2 separate regions of the Homo sapiens genome follow, and region 2 is linked to region 1. Evidence: chromatin loops called from intact Hi-C (ENCODE). Cell type or tissue: heart right ventricle. All regions are shown on one strand. Links, peaks and the distances in the headings refer to the core of each region. The heading gives the core; the rest is flanking DNA.

The links. Hi-C counts contacts between places; a loop is a spot of excess contacts. Peaks named below come from ENCODE experiments on the same cell type or tissue, not always from the same donor. Only the 100,000 strongest peaks of a DNase experiment are listed, where the experiment ranks them.
Region 2: it touches region 1 in a loop (1.9-fold over the local background); 4 of 110 quality-filtered maps call a loop at or near these places.

What each region holds. Positions count from the first base shown.
Region 1 is chr18:36,384,635-36,395,605 of GRCh38, reverse strand. The region is part of intron 3 of FHOD3 (formin homology 2 domain containing 3); the gene reads right to left. Among named protein-coding and RNA genes, the nearest start is that of FHOD3, 92 kb to the right of the region's middle. In heart right ventricle, for the core only: no CTCF peak of the experiment used is centred there; a DNase peak (open chromatin) is centred at 5,235; H3K27ac peaks cover 8,000 bases.
Region 2 is chr18:36,318,515-36,329,485 of GRCh38, reverse strand. The region is part of intron 1 of FHOD3 (formin homology 2 domain containing 3); the gene reads right to left. Among named protein-coding and RNA genes, the nearest start is that of FHOD3, 26 kb to the right of the region's middle. In heart right ventricle, for the core only: no CTCF peak of the experiment used is centred there; no DNase peak of the experiment used is centred there; H3K27ac peaks cover 6,650 bases.

The sequences.
Region 1 (10,971 bases), core at 1,136-9,135:
CATGTGAGAATGAAAGAGGGGAATAAATAAAAGGAAAATACCATCTTAGAATTATTATGAAAAAAAAGAATTATTATGAAAACATTTTTTTACATCAAAGACTCCCCAACTCGAGAATGAGTTTCAGACACACAAAATGACTAGAAAGATATCAACATAAAGATTGATGGTGAACTTTAAACATGAAGAAACCTGCAGAACTAAGAGAAAATGACAGCTAAAGTGAAGTGAGTATAGTTTACAATGGCTATGCATTCTGACAATGCAGATATAGATTTTTTTTTTTTTTGAGACGGAGTCTCACTCTATCACCCAGACTGGAGTGCAGTGGCATGATCTTGGCTCACTGCAAGCTCCGCCTCCCAGGTTCATGCCATTCTCCTGCCTCAGCCTCCCTAGATACAGATATTTTTAAATGAGAAGAGCAAACACACAAAAAAAGAAAAAAAAAAACCTAAACTGTTCTCAGTAGTTATATTGATGGTGGTAGTACTGTTATTCTGATATTTCTCTGAGTGTGATATAAATTTAAGTGGGTAAATATGGGATATTCTAATTCTATCCACTCTTGTGTTCTTGATAACCTGGACATGTAGGGGTAGAGAAACAAGATGAGGGTGTAATATAGAAGAGACTATGTAAAAACCTTGTAGCACAGAACTTGAATTTGAAGTATTAGTATGCTCTCATGAGCTACTTTATCCTAGGTAAATAAATATACATGTATACAACACGTATCTCCCAGCTTCTCCCATTGAGGAGGCTCAGAAACTATGACAATCCAGTAGCAGTGAACATCTGCAGCACTCAAATTGCAGTTTTGAAATGTTTTCTATTAACGACAACAACAACAACAAACTGGGCTTCCTAGAGACATAGTTGATTACAGGCCTGGGGCAAGTGATGCATAAGATGAACTGAAACATCTTGCTCTACCACTAAGAGAGGAAGCTAAAGAGAACACCCGTGATGATTCAGAAGCCTCCTTGGGTTCCAGTGGCCAAAAATGGGACAACTCAAACTTCAAGTACATTAAGTGCAACTGATTGAAACCCATCAAATACACTTAGATCTGTAAGTTCACAGTAAAAATCCTAGGTTTTCAAAACATGCATGGTGGGTGGTCCCCATCTAGTGCTGCGGGGTGGGGATGGTTGTTGGCCAGCTATACCGCTCTTTCCTCTTGGCTCCTTCCCATCCAATTAATTCTATATGCCATTTCCAGAATATTCTCCCCTGCTCAAAATCTCATGTCAATGATTCCTTATTTTCTATTTTGTAAAGTAAAAATCTCAATGTCTGCTTGTGAAGACTGTCTACACGATGACCTTAATAATGACTTTCATCTGGGAAGCCCAATATTTAAATTGATATTATCTTGTTTGACCATAACAATGAATCCATAAGACAGATAGCATGCTCCCCAGGAGACGGCTCAGAAAATCCAGGTCTCCCTCACTCAGCCTGATATTTCTCACTCCCCTACTCCCATACCAGTGTTCTTTCCTTCCTTGATCTGCCCAAGTAGGTTGGATTTGCTTTGTTAGCAAATTCACTCTGATTCTGCTCACGCTCATCTGTGTGTCTTTTCTCCCATGGTTCCCTCAGCCCCTTCTTGTTATTTAAATAAACCCTTCTAAGTTTTAATCAAGCCACTCACTTTCCAAGTCCCTTCCTAAGACTAATATATCTGTAGTCCCCGGGCTTGTGGATCCAAGTGGATTAACTAGCTCCCTGCCCTCACATAGGAAACCATCAGAACCCAGAGTTTTCTGAAGTTTGGGACCCTAATATCAACCCTGCAGTAGGATCAGTATAATTTAAGAGGAAGCCTTCTGGCCCCAATCACAACACCCATTTCCTTAAGCTGCTTAGAGAATTAGGCTCATTTCACTCCCCTTTGTATTCTCCAGGTCTAGTTGGGCACACAACTGGGACTCCAGGAGAATGGTTTCCTGGGGAAATGAATGACTGATTGCCTTTGTGTAGCCCAATACCCTGAATTGGTGGGGATTACGGACAGCTTCTTAGTCCCTCTGTGACTGTCTTGGGGCCAGCTCTAGAGCAGCAGTTCTCAACTGCAACCACTTTTGCCCTCAAAGGGACATTCGGCAATGTCTAGGAGTATCTTTTGCTGTCACAATTAGGGGCATTGCAACTGGCATCTAGTGGGTAAAAGCCAGGGATGCCACCAAGAATCCTACAATTCACAGGACAACCCCACCAAAAAAGAAGTGTTGGCCCCAAATGTCAATTGTGTCAAGGTGGAGAAACCTTGGAGAGAACAATACAAGGAAAGAGAAAGTGTCCAGAAGATCTGGACCCCTAAATGCAGTGATGGAAATATCACAGCATGCCACACCAGATTCAGATCCATCATAAATGCTTTCGCCATTACGTTTGTTTAACTCTAAAATTAAGCAGGCAGCCTTCTGCCCTGCAGCCGTCCCAGAAGCATGTGGCCAGCATGGCAGACACTCTGGAATGACCACATCACAAACTAACTGGAGCTGGCTGCAGCATTTCTGCCTACTAATTTTAATCTTTCTTTCTCAAAGGTCATGAATATTTTCAGACCTCTAAGCACAGGCATATTGTGGGCAGACTTAATATATGTTGCTTCCAGTTGGCAAAGGACTTCACTCACCAAAACCCTAAGCTGAGTTACAGGCTTCACTTTGGCCATGTCACTTTCCAAGAGACTTTCTCAGTCCATTATCCTAATTGGCAAATGATATGTAAGTACCAGAAGGCTGTGTGTCAGCAGTTATATTTATAATGAAAGCCTAATCTCCAAAAGAAAACACTAATTCATTAAAACCTCCTTTCCCATCTGCCATGACAGTAGCCAAAGGAAAAAGAATCTATGAGGTACAAATTAGCTGCCTGCGCATGAAACACAGACAAGATCAGACGAAGCGGAAGCAGGAGATATACCCTGCTTGGCCCCAGGAAAGTCCTGTCCTCACTCTACACAGTCTTGCCATGTCTCTAGGTCTCTAAGTGACAGCAGCTTGAGGATCAGAGCCTGGGAGGGCAGGAAGTAGACTTTCCTCTGTCCCCTACTCAGGGAGGGCTTTCTTAGCAGACACAGTTCAGCTTTGGCCACTACTCAGGGAGGGCTTTCTTAGCAGACACTGTTCAGCTTTGGCCACTATAAGTTATCAGCACTTCAGGGAAACTTGAGAGGGTTTTGGGAAGAAAAGGAAGATGACTCCACAGTCTGATATTTCAGCTCGGCTCTCACTATAATCCCACACTCTGCTGGCCTTATTATTCATATAGATATATTAAGACCCATCATGTGTTATGCATTGTGCTAGGGAAGCCAATTATAGCTACCCCATGCACAGTGCTTACTCTGTGCTGGGTGGGGGTTCTGGGCACCTGGCATGAATTCACTCATTTAACCCCCCAAAACCCTATGACTGTCTCATTTTACAGGTAAGAAAATGGAGCTGGTGAGAAATCGCCTGCTCAAGGTCATGCAGCCTCTAAGTGGTGGTGCCAGGGTATGAACCAGGAGGGCCAGCTCCAAAGTCCACCCCGCTACACCAGGGTCCAGTGCCACTGGGCAGGACAGCCAGAGCTTACGTGTGCGGTGAGCACAGCATGCCACAGGGCCTATGACAAGTGCTTTACATGCCCCATCTCAGCTGTGGGGGACAAAGAAGACCACAAGCCATTTTCCCTGTGGCATGGGGAGACATTTGAGCAGAGCCTAAGAATTGAGTAGGAGTCAGCAGACACAGGGGAGGCACCAACACAGTCAGGGGGCCACATGGTTTGTCTGGAAAGCCACCAGCAGAACGAAAGCTGGAGGGGCAGGAGGTGTCTCATCATCTCATCCAGGCCTCCAACCCACCCTGTAAGGTGTGCACACGATGACCAACCATGCCCTTTACAAGAGTCACCTGAGGCCTAGGAAGATTACAAGAGTCACCTGAGACAAGGGTCCTACTTAAGGTCACACAGCTGCTGAGTGGTAAACCCAGGGCTCAGCCAGGCATGTCTGGTTACAAACCCCAGGCTTCCAGGACATTGCTAAGATCCAGTATGTGCCTCACTCACTGCAGTTGTAGGCCTTGAATTTCCTGAGCTCTAATTCCCTGAACTTACCACTGGCTATGGTATATCCCCTGTAGGACCCTCCTATCATCGAGAAAAAATTCCCATGAACAAGGCTACCCCAGCCAGGCCAAGGGATCCCTGTCTGGACTCCAGGCACCTGCAAGCACCCCTGAAGAAACAGGGATCCTGGCATCTGTCCAGGAACAGACCAATCCTAAGAAAAATGGCCTCTCCCTGTTCCATGAGCCACCCCCTTTAAAAGTGGGTACACTTTGCCCCCCAGACACTAGGTGCCCCTATGGTCCCTCCATGGAATGTCTCTGACCCTTCAGCAAACTGCAGGTCTGCACCTGGTGACAGTGAAGTGTGCCCTTCACACAGTGTTGGCAGCATTAGATGAAACCTGGCCTTATGCTTATGAAGAGATGCTCCAGCAAAAGCAGCAGAATTCTGACTGGTGCCTACAGTTGGAGTGCTGGGCTTTCTGCCCCTTCAATCCTAATTACCCATCGGAGACAACGATCACTTTCTGGTGAATATTCATGGACTATCTTTCTGGGGCAAGAGGAAAGAAAACTAAGGCAGTGCATACCTGTCCATACAGGTAAATACTTGATCTTTCCAGGTTGGATTCATTTACGGATTACAGGTGATTGATCCATGTGGACCACTCGTTATTTCTCCCCACCCCCAAGAGTCTGACGGTTTAATAACTTCCTACTTCCCCTTCAAGGGAGTGGAGAATCACTCCAGGCGTAACAGGACCATCATCATGTGTTAAGTGTGGGTCTGTTACATCAGTCACTCAGGTAGGAAGTTTTCTTAAAGCAAGTTTGCTTCAAATATACACATCTCAAAACCATCACTTGTTCATGCCTTGACACACCAAGTCACAGAGGTCAGAGTGTGAGGTCTTAAATTGCCTCACGTTTGTTACATTATTCAAAAAAAGTGTTTTCTGAAAAAAATCCAGGTACAGAATGTGCTTGCAGAAAATCAAAACCAGCAGAGCTCAGCACAAGGACAGGGTGCATGCCAGAGCAGGACCCAGCACCAGAACAGGCTCTGTCTCCTCCAGAACAGCAGGCACCAACGAGGCATCTGGCTGCACACCCCAAACAGAGTCACATTTTATTTTAGACTCACTCCTATCTTTAACCTGGAATACTATGGCCTTAAAAAGAACAAAGCTCAGGGCACCTCCAGTTTTAATTTAGCTCAGCACAGCCATGCTCCTCCAAGCCAGAATCACTCACTGCATAGGGAAGAAAAGCAGGAGCAGCTGCCTGTCACCTGCCCAGTGGACACGTCCCCCTATCACCTCTGGACCCAGCTCATCTGTCTAGGCTGCTTGACAATTCAGCTCCATACCTACAGAGCAGGACTGGGGCTAAAATACCCAAAGCCTCAATGCCGGAGCCCAGTCTAGGGAGGATCTCTCTGTGGGGCTTCCTGGGTCCACAGATAACACTGATTTTTGCCTCCTGGATTAGAAGCAGATGGGAAAACAGGCACAGCAGATGGATAAAGCCTTACCACTGAGACAGCTCATGACAGAACCGGCCTTGCATCTGCAGCCTGAAGGGCTCCAGGCAGTTCTAAGAATGGCCACTGGCCTACCACAGGGGCAGGTGACCTTGAGGGTCCTCAGAATAGGACACTCATTGAAAAAGGAAGGGCTGAGCCTGCCCTACTCATTGCCTTCTCCCAGATTCACCCGTCTGTCCTCAGAAAGGAGTCTAGGGGAGTGCATAGAAGACACATGTCCTCCTGGGGATCTGAGGGGAATTCCCTGCTCTCTCTGGAATAGGAAGAGCAGGGTGTTGGGCTCCCTTGAGATGCACCCACCTCAAAGGAAAATGAAAATCCATATTACGTCATTTTAGGGTCTATACATAGAGAGAGCACATATTTAAAAAACAACAACAATAACAACAATGCTCCAGGAAAGGACAATAATTATGTACGTCCACTGAGAAATGGAAGTGAGGAGTATGCGGGACTGGCACTGAGTCCAGCCCAAAAGCCCAGTCACAGCTGCGTGATTGTGGAAAAGAATGGATTCTAGGACTATGATTATTTATGACCATTAATACTGAAAATCACAGGTGACACTGTTTGCAGAAGAACCCTGTGCATTCTCCACAAGTCAACTGACAAAGGCCCAGCAATGGGAATCCCAGGATAAAAGGCACCACAATGGCGGGGTGGGAGGAATATGAAGGTGAGTTCTTCAGTGTTGGGGTCTGGGAGTGTTGACCTAAGGGAGAAGAAAGGAAAAAAGGAAATGTACTTGCAGGCTGCCTGCCCTACTCTGACTTCCTCTTCTTCTTCCTCTTCTTCTTCTTCTTTTTTTTTGAAGCATCAATGCATCTTTATTCGCAAATAAAAGCTGCAGCAAGATGTCATCTACACATTTGTACAAAGATTCAGATGTCCTATATCATCACGATCCTCAGAAAACACGAACCCGTCGTGCAGGAACGTTGCAAACACTGGCAGGCTGACCGCTCATCTGCATTTGGCAAGAAGCGCCTATCAGGGCCCCCCCATCCTGCTCACGGTGCCCCCCAGAGGGAGCTGGCTTCCCAAAGCTGGAGAGAGCCCAGCCCCCAGGGCACCTTCCCTAGAAAACCATAAATACATAGATCATTTGTCTTCAAATTCCCATGGCAAATACCACATTTATAGGCAAAATGATACAAAAATATGAACTTAACAGAAACTTTAGAAAACCCTTATTCTCCCATCTTCATTGTTGGTGGTGGTGGTCTGTTTTGTTTTTTGCTTGTGGTTTTGGTATAAACTCCTTCTGTGGAAGAGGCAACGTGTGCCTGGGCTCTGCCCTCAGGACAGAGCAGGGTTCTCTTGGGAGGGGAAGGGACTCGGCCATCCCTGCCCAGGAGACCCTGGGGATGGATCTGCATTGGGAATGCCACACAGATCCTCCACAACCCAGGCTCTGCCGAGAGGAAACCATTATAAAAGAAAAGTAATCCTGAATCCTAAAAGACCCCTGGGGCATGCAGGTAAGTCCTGCTACACAAAACTGCTTGGCTGCAAAGAAGGCAAGATGGACATGAACACAACTGGCGCTAGCTATGGCCCAGACAGTCACAGTGGGACTGGGCTGGCCCTCTGACTCCTAGGCCTTCTCATGGGACTGGGTTACAGTCCCAGGAACACATTTTACCCATTTTCTGTCTATGTCTGAAAAAGAGCAGACCTGGGGAGACCAGTGGGGGCTCCCGGTGTTTCGCTTTTCCTGTTTAGCTTGGGCCCTGTGTCTGGTTCAATTTAAGAATCAGGACAATGTCAGAAAGATATGATATGCTATAGAATCAGAAGCAGAGGAATGAGGAGTATAATTAGTAATTTATGAGCAAATACCTTGGAGAAAAACCACACCAAAAAGGCAAAAAGGCAAAGATTAAAGTAACACACTTTCAAAGACACACAAAAGTGCTTCTTAAGTTTATATAGAGAGTTCTCCAATTTTTAAATAAACTATGTCCCCAAAGTTCAGTTAGGGAAACTAAGGCTCAGGACAGTTCCATGATTAGCTCCTAGAAACCCCAAATTCCTTCCTTAAGGCCCCTTTACCCTCCAACCTCTCCACAAGAGAGGAACAGCCTCTACCCCTTCCTGTAATGGTCACACAGTCTCACTGGCAAGCAGGAGTAGACACATCACACCACTGGCAAAGCAAGGGGCAATGACAGCACACGGTAGCACTAGAAGCCCAGGGGACATCCAGAGGGGTGGGCCAAGCCCTGCCAATGCGGGGTGGAGGAGCAGCAGGGAGATGGATGTGGGATGAAGTTCAGGTATCTAGCACACATTTCAACAACAGGTCTAGAACTCAGGGAAAGTGGGAAACTTCAAGTATGCAGCTGCTAGTTAGAATCACGAAAGTGGATGGAACTGCTTCATATATGTACTGCATTCACTTATGTGTCTATTTCCTTTACAGCACTTAACATAATAGTTACACCCACAGACACTGAATAAAGATTGATGTGTTATTTTGAGTCAGGAGGAAATCTGGGAACGTCTCACATTACAGTAACATAAATGATAGTGATGCTTTCAAGCTTACCCACAAGAAATTGCTGGATTTTGACAGTAATAACAACAAAGCTCACATTAATGAAAACCTGCAGGGCTACCAGATGCCAGGTTCTTGACCTAAGACACCCTCATGGCTCATCAGTCCTTTCCGCAGCTCACAAGGGAAGTGTGAGAGTCCCCCATTTTTGACAAAAGTGTCATGTCCCAAATCTAGCAACCTGATGATGCTAGCTCCAGAATTAGAATGCTGCTTCTCCCTAACCCACCATCTCCCCTCAAGCAGGACACCCCTGAGGGGGAACCAACACCTTCTGCCCACAGTCTGGGCCCCTGACTGAGCAAAACCTCACCCAGGACACAGTCCAGGGCACTTGCCTTTTTTGGGGTGGGGAGGGTATTTTTGGCTCCTAAGCCATTTGTTTAAGAAAGAAAAATAGATATTCCAAAGGAAGGCTGCCTTAAGAACTTCTATATTTTGAATATTTAATCTTAGATTCTAGGTACACAACATCATTTGGAGGTGACATCAGAAGTTCTACCCACAAGGCCCAGGTCAGTCGTCTCTTGCCTGGCCCATGAATGGGGTGCTGCACTCAGAACCCCACCTTCTCCAATCCCCCCAAGCTAGACCCCACAGCCTGGAGGCCCTATGAGTCCTGATGAAGGCCAGGCCTCAAGTAAGACCCCAGAAAGGACTGAACCTCAAACCCTGGGGACAGCCGAGGGGAGGCAGGGCCACACCTAGAACTTGCAGCCCAGCTGCCCTCTGAGTATCTCCACCACAGCAGTGCTGCCCTCCAGGAGCCTGGCATGGGCTGTTCCAGGCAATTTGTGCACCATCTCAATGCACACACCCTCACTGATCCCACTCTTCAAGATTCCACTGTCTTCCAAGACAAGCCACAGCACACACAGGTGACTCACACTGGCCTGGGCAATTCCAAGCCAAGACAGCTCCATGGGGCTCCTTTCAGTGTCTCTAACGGGCACGGAAATTGCTCGTTGTTTTTACGGCTTTCTGCTAAGTGATACGTGGCACTTTATTTCTTCCCAGCAGCCTCTGAGGCCCCTGAGCCGCTACCTGGTAAAGAGGAGTGCCCGGTCAGCCCACCCCTGGCCACCCACATCACCCTTGCCAACCCCAGCACCCATGCCCATGTACCCAGGATGCCCTGAGCCACCCATCAATGCAGGGAGATGAGGCAGAGGACGGACAGCTTCTAAGGTACCCCAGGCCAAACAAGTCATAAAAAGCTGTCCAGATACTGGGTCATCTGAGAAATGTATTGCCATATGTATAGTGAAAGTTTGCCATCACTAGCATGTTTCTTGTTGGAAAGACAAACATACAGATTGTATTTTTGGTGCAATTTGAATAGCTTATTAATTTGGACATTTTGTGAATATCAACTCATACAGAATATTTGGACTACTTTTTATAATGCTTAGAGCATAACGTTTCAACTTTAAAGTTATTATAGATATAACTAAGCACTTGGTGTCATGTTGTGGTGTTTTAATTCCTTTTCATGCGTTTGACTGCCTGGTCATGTGCACTCAGGAGCTTCCTCCTCCATGCCAACAGCCCCTTCCATCAGGAGAACACAATCCAGGAACACACCAAGATGGTGGGAAGTTGCCTTCATGGTCACAAAACCTACTTCATTTCCATGAAGATGAGAGCTTTTCAGTAAACATGCTGACTGTTCAGTGCTTGCCAAAACTGCAACATTCTAAAATGTATCAAAAACACGATAACTGGAGGCCAGGCCCAGTGGCTCACGCCTGTAATCCCAGCACTTTGGGAGGCAAGGCAGGCGGATCACCTGAGGCCAGGAGTTTGAGACCAGTCTAGCCTGGTCAATATGGTGAAACCCTGTCTCTACGAAAAATATGAAAATTAGCCAGGCATGGTGGTGGGCGCCTATAATCCCAGCCACTCACAAGGCTGAGTCAGGAGAATCACTTGAACCTGGGAGGTGGAGGTTACAGTGAACCGAGATCTCACCACCACACTTCAGCCTGGGCAACAGAGCAAGACTCTGTCTCAAGAAAAAACAAAACAAAACAGGATAATTGAAGAGAACCATAAAAACAACACCAATGCCAGCAGCTAAGCAGGAATTGTGGGATCAGGATCACCCTCAGGTCTTAGGTTGGCCAACTCCATTTTGTAAGAACAAGTAAAATTTTAATAGAAATTTATTGACCTAGTTTCAAATCTGTCGGCTGCTTAAAAAAGGATAGTAGCTAAAACACATTTTAAACACATTAATTGGGCGTTACTTGGTTTTCATATTTAAGAGTTCCACAATGTATTTCCCCAGTTTAATAGTTAATACAATTCTGTGATCCAGTTCTGGTTATGGAAGATGGGCTCCTTCAAGAATTGGAGGCAAGATATACATTTCAGTCCAGATCAGCTCTGACTCTACAAATAGATCAGACACTCTAAAGTCACATTCCTTTAGAGGAACTGGACAATCAAATTTTGATGGTGTTCTAATGGTTTGTAAGGCAACAAAACACAAAACTTTGTGGTGGTGGTGGTGGTGGTGGTGGTGGTATCTTCCACCACTTGCCAAGGGCTTAGCCTGGACCTGCACACTCACTATCTCCTTGACCATTTGCATCATCACCAGGAGGGAGGCACTAGGTCCCCCGTTCTCACTGTTATAAATAACAAACAGGTCTCCAAGGGGTGAGTAACTTTCTCGTGGACACACAGAGGCAGGTCTAGGATTTGAACCCAGTTTGTCTGATTCTAAAACACATATTGGCTTATTCTGCCCATTGTTTGAGCACACAAATCAATACTCAATATATGAC
Region 2 (10,971 bases), core at 1,352-9,351, 66 kb after region 1:
ATGACTCCACTCTAGGATCTTTGAAGTCTCTGGCACAGTGGCTACTTGCCATTACATACTGTTGGGTAAGGGAGTGGGTTCCAGGTGGGAAGAGCCATGAACACCAGGACAGGCAGCAAGAGCAACAGTACTTCACTTTGCTTTGCTCAGCGGCAGAATTTGGGGGTGGGGGTACAAGAGTGGTTCGTTGGGCGGACTGGTACAAATCACACGAGACAGAGGTGCTTGTGTACTCTTCTGTGGGTGGTGCAGATATACCAGAGGTTTCAGTGGGGTGGGACACAGCTGGTGTTGCACTCCAGGGTTCCCTGGTAGCTCTGTGGATAACTCACTTGAAAGGAAGCAACGGAAGTGGTTTTTAGGTAAGACCCTTGGGGCATGAAATCAGCAGACATGGGGGATTCGGGGCAAGAATCCCCCAATCTTTCCCACACTTTCTCTGTACTCACTCCATGGGCAACACCCGCCAGCCTGGCTTTAAAGACCAAGACCATCTATGCCTTGCTCACTCCCCACTGTATGGCTCCAGCCTGAACTCCCAACTTGAGAATCCATGGCCTATTTGACATCTGTACTTGGAATCCAACTGACAGCCCCACCTTAAACACACAAAATGAGGTCCTCATTGTCCCCATAAACCTGCTCTCCCACAGTCTCCCAACTCAGTGAAGTGCAGCTCTGTCCTTCCAGCTGCTTCAGCCAAAACCTCAAGTCAGCCTTGACCCCTCTCTTCCCACTTTCTACTGCAATCCATTGGGAAAACATGTGGCTCTGTCTTCATGACATATTCAGGAATCTCTGGGCTTCTCCCAACATCATCCACCTAGTGAGGCTCCCGGAAGCCACCCCTAATCACCCTACAGGCTCTCTCCACCCAACAGCCAGAGGGATCTCTTGTGGTATGAGTCAGATCAGGACACTCTGCTGCTCAAAACTCCCCTGTGACTGCCCCCAGTAAGCCCTACAATGACACAAAGACCCTACGGACTTCCCCTTCCCGGTCTCAGCTTGCACAGCTCCTCTTTCTCCTTGCTGCACTCCAGCCACTCTGGATTCCCAGCTGTGTCTCAAACATGCTAGGCACACTCCCATCTCAGGACCCTTGCACTTGCTGTTCCCCCCACCCAGAAAGCTCCTCACCCAGAGCCATGTGTTCTCCTCTCTCCCACCCTGTTGGACTCTGCTCCATTGCCCTGTCTTCAGAGTCCTTCCTGGGATACCCCACATGAAAAAGGATCCCTGTCACTCTCTGTCTCCTTCACCTATTCTTTTTATCTTTACCACCTGCCAAACACTTGTCTCCCACCAGATACCAGGTCCATGCGGTCAGGAACTTTGTCCTGGCCACTGCCCTCTCCCCAGTGCCCAGCACATGGCAGCTCTCAAACATTAGTAGAGGGTGCAACTTTGACATTTGAACAGATAAAGTGGAAAGCTTCCAGGAAGACAGGCAGTGATGCTGTTAACAGAGAAGTGGAAACACCTAAGGTTGTGGGGGGGCTTGAAGGGAACAGAACTAAAAACCCATGGGCCAAATCTGACCCATAGCCTAATTCTATAAATAAAGCTTTATTGGAACACAGGCATACACATTGGTTTAAGTATTGCCTGTGGTGCTTTCACACTACAATGGCAGAGTTGAGTCATTGCCACAGAGACTGTATGGTCCACAAAGCCTAAAATACTAAAATACTATGTGGCCCTTTGTAGAAAGTATTTGTCAACCTCTAGCACAAAGAAGTATTTTTCAAACTGTAAAAGTCATGCCACCCCTCCATCCCACAAGAAAACTGCTATAAACCTTCCAGGAGGTTCAAACCGCAATTTGAGAAAGAGAGAGAGATGATGGCAGTGGGGAGGAAAGACTTGGGTTCAGTGCCCTACACTGCTGTTCACCAGCTGTGTGACCTCACCCAAATTACTTCTCTGATGCTCTTCTTCTTTATCAGTGAAGTGAGAAATACTACCAACCACCTTGCAGAGTCACTGTGAGGAGTTGAGATTTTGTAGGTAAAACATCTGGCAGTGGCTCACAACATATTAGATGGGTGCAAAAGTAATTGCGGTTTTTGCCTTTGAAAGTAACGGCAAAAGCCGCACATTTGCACCAAGCTAATACCTATACAATAAGCCATTTTTTAAGAATTTACTGCATTCCAAGCATCATCTAGATGCCACTCCTGGATTAATTCATCTAATCTTCACAAAAACTCAAATGGGGCTCTGCCAGCACACCAGTGAGTTTTATCTTTGATGAATACAATTTTTAACAATCGAAACAAAGGTGATGAAGTCAATGATTTCAGCATTGTTGAGGGGGAAAGATCACTCTTGGGGAATTGGTGAAACATCTGAGCTGCCTTGGAGAGCCTCCTCAGCTGCTTCCTAAATTAGCAGGAAAATCTCCCAATTCAAAGAAACCTCATGACGTACTTTACAGAGATATCACTGAAAGCAACTGATTTTGTGCCTATTTTTGTCTGGTTCAAAGATAACCGGTCCCAGCAAGGGCAAAACTCTTGAATCACTGGATGTAAAATGCCAAAGTCCGAGCTGAGAAAACGCAGAGTGCAACATAGGCAGTTGGGCTGGGTATCTGCTCCTGGTGAGTCTCTCTTTCCTAAGCCAACGACGTTCTTTGGACTTTTTCACAAACCAAGTAATTCAGTATTGTTTTCTCAAGAAGTATAGCAATTTGAAGGACCTTTTAAATTTTTTATATTTTAAAAATAAAAGAGACAAGGTCTCACCCTGTTGCCCAGGCTGAAGTGCAGTGGTGCGATCATAGCTCACTGTAGCCTCAAACTCCTAGGCGCAAGTGATCCTCCCACCTCAGCCTCCGAGTACCTGCGACTACTAATTTTTTTTTAATTATGTTTTTGTAGAGACAGGCTCTCACTCTGTTGCCTAGGCTAGTCTCAAAGTCCTGGGCTTAAGAGATCCTCCCGCCTCAGCCTCCCAAAGTGCTGGGATTACAAGGCGTGAGCAACCGCGCCTGACCTGAAGTACTTTATAAGTGTGAAATATGTGGCAAAAAGTCTACACCATTTAAACATATTGTCTGTTAATTCAGTGAATAGAATTTTCAGTTCTGACTTCATATATGAGAAACAGCACTAAAAAAGAATCAAAAGCAAGTTCTATTAGGACAATGTTTTTAAGAGTAAATAAGTTTTTAACTTATCTGGTTAGCTTGAAAACAAGGAAGATATAAAGGAAAATTAGAAGTCAACCTAATTATGCCACTGGCAGGCATATTTGAATCTTTCTATTCCCATAAACTCAATGGTTTCTTGTTATTTCTTTCCTTGACTTTCCCATTACCAAGAAGGGGCCAGACTGAAAACCCCAGGGCTTGCAAAAGACATTTTTGTATTTTGACTTGACCACCATGCTCACAAAAGCTGGACATGGCTTGACTGCTGAGTGATCCCAGCCAATACCACTGCAGAGATAAACACCCTCCTGGAGGAGCCAATTATGCCCTGGCATGCAGGAATCAGTGTTGTTAAACCAAATGAGGTTTTCTTTCCCTGAAGAAAGTTTTTAAAACTTCTCGTTCAGATTCTGACAATGGAATTCTTGCCTGCTCAAAGAAGCCTTCTGCACTGCCCACTGGGTCTAGGTTCTACAACATTCTGAAGTCTTAGCATTTGTGTCCCAGTACACTAATTTACATCTGTCCTTTAAGTAAATGTTCTTTTGTCTTTTAATCTGTGGGTGCAGGCTGCCTAGCAAAAATTCTTACTCTTTGCAACAGAGTAAGAAGAAAAGAGAGGGAAGAAAGAGAAGGAGAAAGAGAGAGGAAAAGGAGCTTTTGGATTCCTTCCTCCAGCCCACAGCACCCTGCCCACCGCTAGCACCATCTATTATGGATAAAGCAAGATGGTGGAGCTCTAGTGCATCTGAAGGAGAGAAAGGGCCACAGAAATGGCTATTCTGCTGCTTCCTGGTCCTCAGGCTCCTCAGAGACCACAGTGCTAAAGCACTCGCTGCACTCAGGGATAAGGATAAACCTGCCACTGTATAACCTTCAAGTTAAAGTATCTGAAAAACTTCTAGGACTTTCTCATCACCTCTCCTCTTCCAGATAGCAAATTCCCAAATTACAAAAGCCAAGGTATTCTATACCAATTGCTTCCATCTATTTTTTAAGTAAACTTTATTATTTAAGTATAACACGTGTAGAAAGCTATATAAATCAATGAATCTCATAGTGAGCACATCCATATAACTACCACTCAGATAAGGAAATATTCTGCTTGCACTACTAGCACCCAGAGACCCCCACCACTCCCTGCCAGTCAAAACCCCCTCCTCTCCAAAGGTAAACTGCTATCTTGACTTAGAAAATTACAAATTAGTTTTCCCTATACTAGAACTTGATATATCAATGTGCATTATGTACTCTCCTGTGTCTAGATTCTTTCTTGCAACTATATATCTGTGAGATTCATCCATGATGTTGCAGGGATATAACCATACATTCATTTTCAGGGCTGTACAGTATTCTATTCTATGAATATTCTATAAGTATCAATTCCACTATTGATGAACATTGCATTGTTTCCATTTTTTTGCTATCACACAGACTGCTCTGTTTTGTATTATGTCTTTTGGGGCACATATATATACAAAGGTGTCGAGTTTTTATTTAGGTGTGGAATTGCTAGGTCACAGACCATGCATATGTTCAGCTTCATAACTGCCTAAGAGTTTTTAAAAGTGGGTATGTGGGTGTTCTTTTTGTTCCGCAGCTTTTCCAACCCTTAAGATTATCACGCTTTTACATTTTAACCATTCTGGTGGGTATGCAGTAGTATCACTATAGTTTTAATTTGCATTTCCCTGATGAATAAAGGTTACTGGTCATTTGGGTACCATCTTGAACGGAGTACCTATTCAAGTCTCTTCCCCATTTTTCTATTGGACTGTCATTTTCTTATTTAAGAAGCCTTTTATATATTTTGAATATGAGTCCTTTATTGAATATTTACACACACAAAGAGAGATAACACATAAATATCTTCTCCCATTTTGTGACTTGCCTTTTCACTCATAAGGGTATCTTTTGATGAACAGAAGATCTTAATTTTAATGTACTCAAAATGATCTTATTTATTCCTTTATGGCTAGTGTTTTTCTGTCCTGTATTGAAATCTTTGCCTTCTCAAAGTTGTAAATATATTTTCCTTTGTTATCTCCTAGGGGCTTTATTGTTTTACCTTTCACCTTTAAGTCAATGATTCATCTGGAATTGAGTTTTGTACATACTGCAACATAAGGGTCAAGATGCATTTATTTCCATGTGGATATCCAACTGACCTAGTCCCATTTAGTGAAAGGACAAATCTTGTCCCATTGCATGTGTGTGGCTATGCTTTGGGACTCTATGCTGTTCCACTGGTCTATTTGTCTATCCTTGTGGGACTACTGTAACTTTAAAGCAGCCTTTGCTACTTATGAATCAACAAATTCCTCACAGGGAAAATCAACAGAGAATGCTGGGCTCACTTCAAATAATTTTCCCTTTTTTTAGGGTCTTGACCCTACAAGTTCTGGCTAGCTGTTTAAATGTCTTCTTACATACTATTTAGAGTCTACTCAGCTTCTTCTAGTTGTTTTCAGAAGTAGGATTGGTCTACCATAAGCTAGTACTTTATAGCATAAAGCTGATGGGGGCTCTGTGCCCCTATGGGCATCAAACTGAAGTAGTCGAGGATGGTCTTGAGAAACAGGTAGGATTTAGTGAAGCCTGGGGAGAAGAGGTGAGATTAGGTGTGTGGCAACAGGGAGAGCAGTCTTGGTGACAGGAGTGCTTTACTTCCTGCTCTTAACTCCCCACCTTCTGTGGCCTTGGCAGTTTGTGCTCTGGAGAGAACAGTGTTGAGCTGAGCTAAGAACTGAAAGGTAATCTGGTGAGAAGTCCTCTGTCCCTGGGATCAAGTGCTTCACATCACCCAACCACAAGGAAACCCTGGGAATATGGGAAGGGGTGGGTAAAGGCATCCTGATGCCTGATGTGCCTGGGGCTATGACCCCCAAACTAGCAAAGGCCACAGCATTCCAGAAAATGTGCTGCATTTGGTGAGTAAAAGATGCTATTTGAAGCCTCTCCTCAAGATCTGCACTCTTGCCTTATGGATATTCCCATCTAGTGCAGTCTCAAAAACAAAAAACAAAAAAACAAGTGTCTTCTTTGCCCTGGTGTTACGTGGAGGCATTCCCCGTTGCTGGCCTTTGAGTTCCCAACTTCCCCTGTCAGAGACTCCCAGCCCTGACATAACACACAGAGGAGGAGCAGAGGCAGCCGGGTGCCCCCTTTCTGAGTGGGCCAAGCCCTGGGCTAGACATTTCCTGAGTCGAAGCATGTCAGGCTCGCAGCCACCCTCTCAGGCAGGCATGATCATCCCCACCTTACAGATGCAGAAACTGAAGCTCAGGGAGATTGCAAGCGTGTCTGTGGGATTCAAAGGCCATTTTTGAGCTGTTATGCTGCATAAAACAGGCAGCCAAAAGGGCACCCATGAGGGTTACCCTCCAGCCTGAGGGTTGGCAGGTGGCAGTGCCCAGCAGCCACTCCTGGCACTCAACAGACAGCAGTAAGTGTCAGTGGAATGAATGAGTGAGTGAATTAATGCCAGATCTGTTAAGACGAGGATGACCCTATCAGGGAAATGGGGAGGAGAAGGTAGAGGGATGACAAAGCCAGCAAGCACAAAGCAGCCAGGAATGCAAGGAGCTAAGGTGGACAGCAGGTAGGGACAAGACTGGACAGAAAGGACACCACCAGGTCACTAGCAGCTAAGAATGCTTCATGCTTTATGAAGGGGCACAAGGTTCCAGGTGCAGGTGATGAGCAGCAGCAGAAGGAATGACTGGCTGGATCTTGCAGCTCCAACCCACTGTGCCCACCAATCCCCCATGGAACCTGCCAACCCCGGCACCCAAACCTGCTCTTTCTTTTGGGTCCACAGGCTCCAGGATTGCCCCAGCTCCCTACTGGTGTACCTGCTCCTGCCTTACCCCTTCACCCATCCCCACAACAGAAGGGGCCTTACCTGAGATTCAGCAGAAAAGAAAACAGACAACTTACTGCCCTTCTGGAGATCCCCAAGAATGTTCCTCCCCCATAACCCTCTCGAGAGGAGGTGACTGTTCTCTGGCCTGTTCTCCTGGCTCAGTGCACCAAAGGGCCAAAAGGCCCACCTCCAGGCCTCCTGCTGCTCTTCCACTTTCTAGGGCTGTGCCATCCAGCTCTGCCATTCCTCCTCACACCTGACCTCAAGACCTGGCAACTGCTCACAGTCATCCCTCTACTCCAATTTCTCCCACCATCACAGAAGACGCCACCCTTCCAACCCACCCTCCACCTCAGTGGCCTTGCTGTTCCTCAGCCAGAGAGGGTGGTGAGAGGAGTCACGCTCACACTCCATCCCAGCTACCAACCACACAAATTCATACTCCAAACCCACCAAGAGATAGTGTCCTACAGCCAGGTGGCCCTGCCTCTGGCCATTGTCATAGGACAGCAAGGCTTCCCTGTCTCTCGGCATTCCAACAAAGGAGGCATCTGAGAACACAGGGCATCGCCTGCAGCCCCACGCCCTCCTCATGACTCACAGGACTCGGCAGAGTGAATGCAGGAAACAGAAAAGCAAGTCCTCTCCTCTGTAGATGGGAAGTGCCCCCCCTGCATATTCACCACTTGTTTCTCCAGCTGTTACAAATAGCACCACGCACGGAGGGCTCACAGCCCTGGTCACCGCTCCCAAGCACTGGGCAGTCCCCCAACCAGCCACCTGCAAGTCCCCCAAAGGAGTGTCTGCCACTCCCTCTCCCTCACATTCCCTGCACTTCACCCAGTGACTGGCATTTGGTGGGTACTCATTAGTTGATTTAAACCCAGGAGAAAGCAACACTCTATATACTCCAAAAGCACAATACATATTACCGAAGATCAGCAGCAGTCCCATTTGCAGAAAGCTCCAAGCCAGGAGAGAAAAAACAGAAATCACTTTATAAGCCCCATTATCCAGAAGTCATGCAAGCTGAGCTGTGTCCTGAGAAGAAATGGGTCCCTCCCATCTCCCCATTCCTGTCAACCCCCATACACATTACAGAGAGGGGACCCCCATCTCATTATTTACCTGACCACCTTCCTATAGCCCACACATGGGAGCACTGGGCTCAGCAAGCCCACAAGAGCACAGATGGGCCCTGGCCTCAACCTAGATAGACTATGGATGACACCACATCCCACCATGCACCTGGGCAGACACAATCACTGTCACCAGAAGAACGATGCAGAACCACACTGTTGGAAACATTTCTGTGTTCTCATTAAGAATATCTGCAGGTAAGAAAGACTACTGGATTTCCTTATGAAGTGATGCAAAAAAAAAAAAATCACAGGAAATCTCGAGAAGAGGTGGAAGGAAGGAACACTGGAGGTGTGGCCCCATTTTCTCATTTTGCAGATGAGGAAACTGAGGCCGAGGGAGATGGCACTGGTTACCTCCCAACACAGCACATACCTTGCCAATTCATTTTATTTATCATCTCTCCCACTTCAACCTAAGCTCCCTGAAGTTCAGGATTTCTGCCTGTTTTCTTCAGTGTTATTTCTCCAATGCTTAAAAGAATCCAGTGCTTAGCAGGTGCTCAATGAAAATGTGTTGAGTGAACAAAAAAATAAACACTACAGGTAATTACTCAGGTTCAGGTGCAATGCACTTTGAGGGTATCACACTGCTTCTTGACAGGTATTGATTCCAGAAAGATATACCAGGAACCCAGTCTTAAAAAGTGAAGCCCCTGCCAGGCTTTGGTATCAGGATGATGCTGGCCTCATAAAATGAGTTAGGGAGGATTCCCTCTTTTTCTATTGCTTGGAATAGTTTCAGAAGGAATGATGCCAGCTCCTCTTTTTACTCTGGTAGAATTTGGCTGTGAATCCATCTGGTCCTAGACTTCTTTTTGTTGGTAGGCTATTAATTATTGCCTCAATTTCAGAGCCTGTTATTGGTCTATTCAGGGATTCAACTTCTTCCTGGTTTAGTCTTGGGAGGGTGTATGTGTCCAGGAATTTATCCATTTCTTCTAGATTTTCTAGTTTATTTGCATAGAGGTGTTTATAGTATTCTCTGATGGTAGTTTGTATTTCTGTGGGATCGGTGGTGATATCCCCTTTATCATTTTTTATTGCATCCATTTGATTCTTCTCTCTTTTCTTCTTTATTAGTCTTACTAGCAGTCTGTCTATTTTGCTGATCTTTTCCAAAAACCAGCTCCTGGATTCATTGATTTTTTTAAAGGGTTTTTTGTGTCTCTATCTCCTTCAGTTCTGCTCTGATCTTAGTTCTTTCTTGCCTTCTGCTAGCTTTTGAATTTGTTTGCTCTTGCTTCTCTTATTCTATTGTGACATTAGGGTGTCAATTTTAGATCTTTCCTGCTTTCTCTTGTGGGCATTTAGTGCTATAAATTTCCCTCTACATACTGCTTTAAATGTGTCCCAGAGATTCTGGTATGTTATGTCTTTGTCCTCATTGGTTTCAAAGAACACCTTTATTTCTGCCTTCATTTCATTATTTACCCAGTTGTCATTCAGGAGTAGGTTGTTCAGTTCCATGTAGTTGTGTGGGTTTGAGTGAGTTTCTTAATCCTGAGTTCTAATTTGATTGCACTGTGGTCTGAGAGACAGTTTGTCATGATTTCTGTTCTTTTACATTTGCTGAGGAGTGTTTTACTTCCAATTATGTGGTCAATTTTAGAATAAGTGCGATGTGGTGCTGAAAAGAATGTATATTCTGTTGATTTGGGGTGGAGAGTCCTGTAGATGTCTATTAGGTCCGCTTGGCCCAGAGCTGAGTTCAAGTCCTGGATATCATTGCTAATTTTCTGTCTCATTGATCTGTCTAATATTGACAGTGGAGTGTTAAAGTCTCCCATTATTATTTTGTGAAAGTCTAAATCTCTTTGTAGGTCTCTAAGAACTTGCTTTATGAATCTGGGTGCTCCCATATTGGGTGCATATATATTTAGGATAGTTTGCTCTTCTTGTTGAATTGATCCCTTTATCATTATGTAATAGCCTTCTTTGTCTCTTTTGATCTTTGTTGGTTTAAAGTCTGTTTTATCAGAGACTAGGATTGCAATCCCTGCCCTTTATTTATTTATTTTTTGCTTTCCATTTGCTTGGTAGATCTTCTTCCTCCATCCCTTTATTTTGAGCCTATGTGTGTCTTTTCACGTGAGATGGGTCTCCTGAAATCAGCACACCAATGGGTCTTGACTCTTTATCCAATTTTAGGCCAATATCACTGATGAACATCGATGCAAAAATCCTCAATAAAATACTGGCAAACCGAATCCAGCAGCAAATCAAAAAGCTTATCTGCCATGATCAAGTCAGTTTCATCCCTGGAATGCAAGGCTGGTTCAACATACACAAATCAATAAATGTAATCCATCACATAAACAGAACCAACAACAAAAACCACAGGATTATCTCAATAGATACAGAAAAGGCCTTCGACAAAATTCAACAGCCCTTCCTGCTAAAAACTCCCAGTAAACTAGGTATTAATGGAATGTATCTCAAAATAACAAGGGATATTTATGACAAACCCACAGCCAATATCATCCTGAATGGGCAAAAACTAGAAGCATTCCCTTTGAAAACTGGCACAAGACAAGGATGCCCTCTCTCACCACTCCTATTCAACATAGTATTGGAAGTTCTGGCCAGGGCAATCAGGCAAGAGAAAGAAAGAAAGGAATTTCAATTAGGAAAAGAGGAAGTCAAACTGTCTCTGCAGATGACATGATTGTATATTTAGAAAATCCCATCATCTCAGCCCAAAATCTCCTTAAGCTGATAAACAACTTCAGCAAAGTCTCAGGATACAAAATCAATGTGCAAAATTCACAAGCATTCCTATACACCAACAATAGACAAACAGAGAGCCA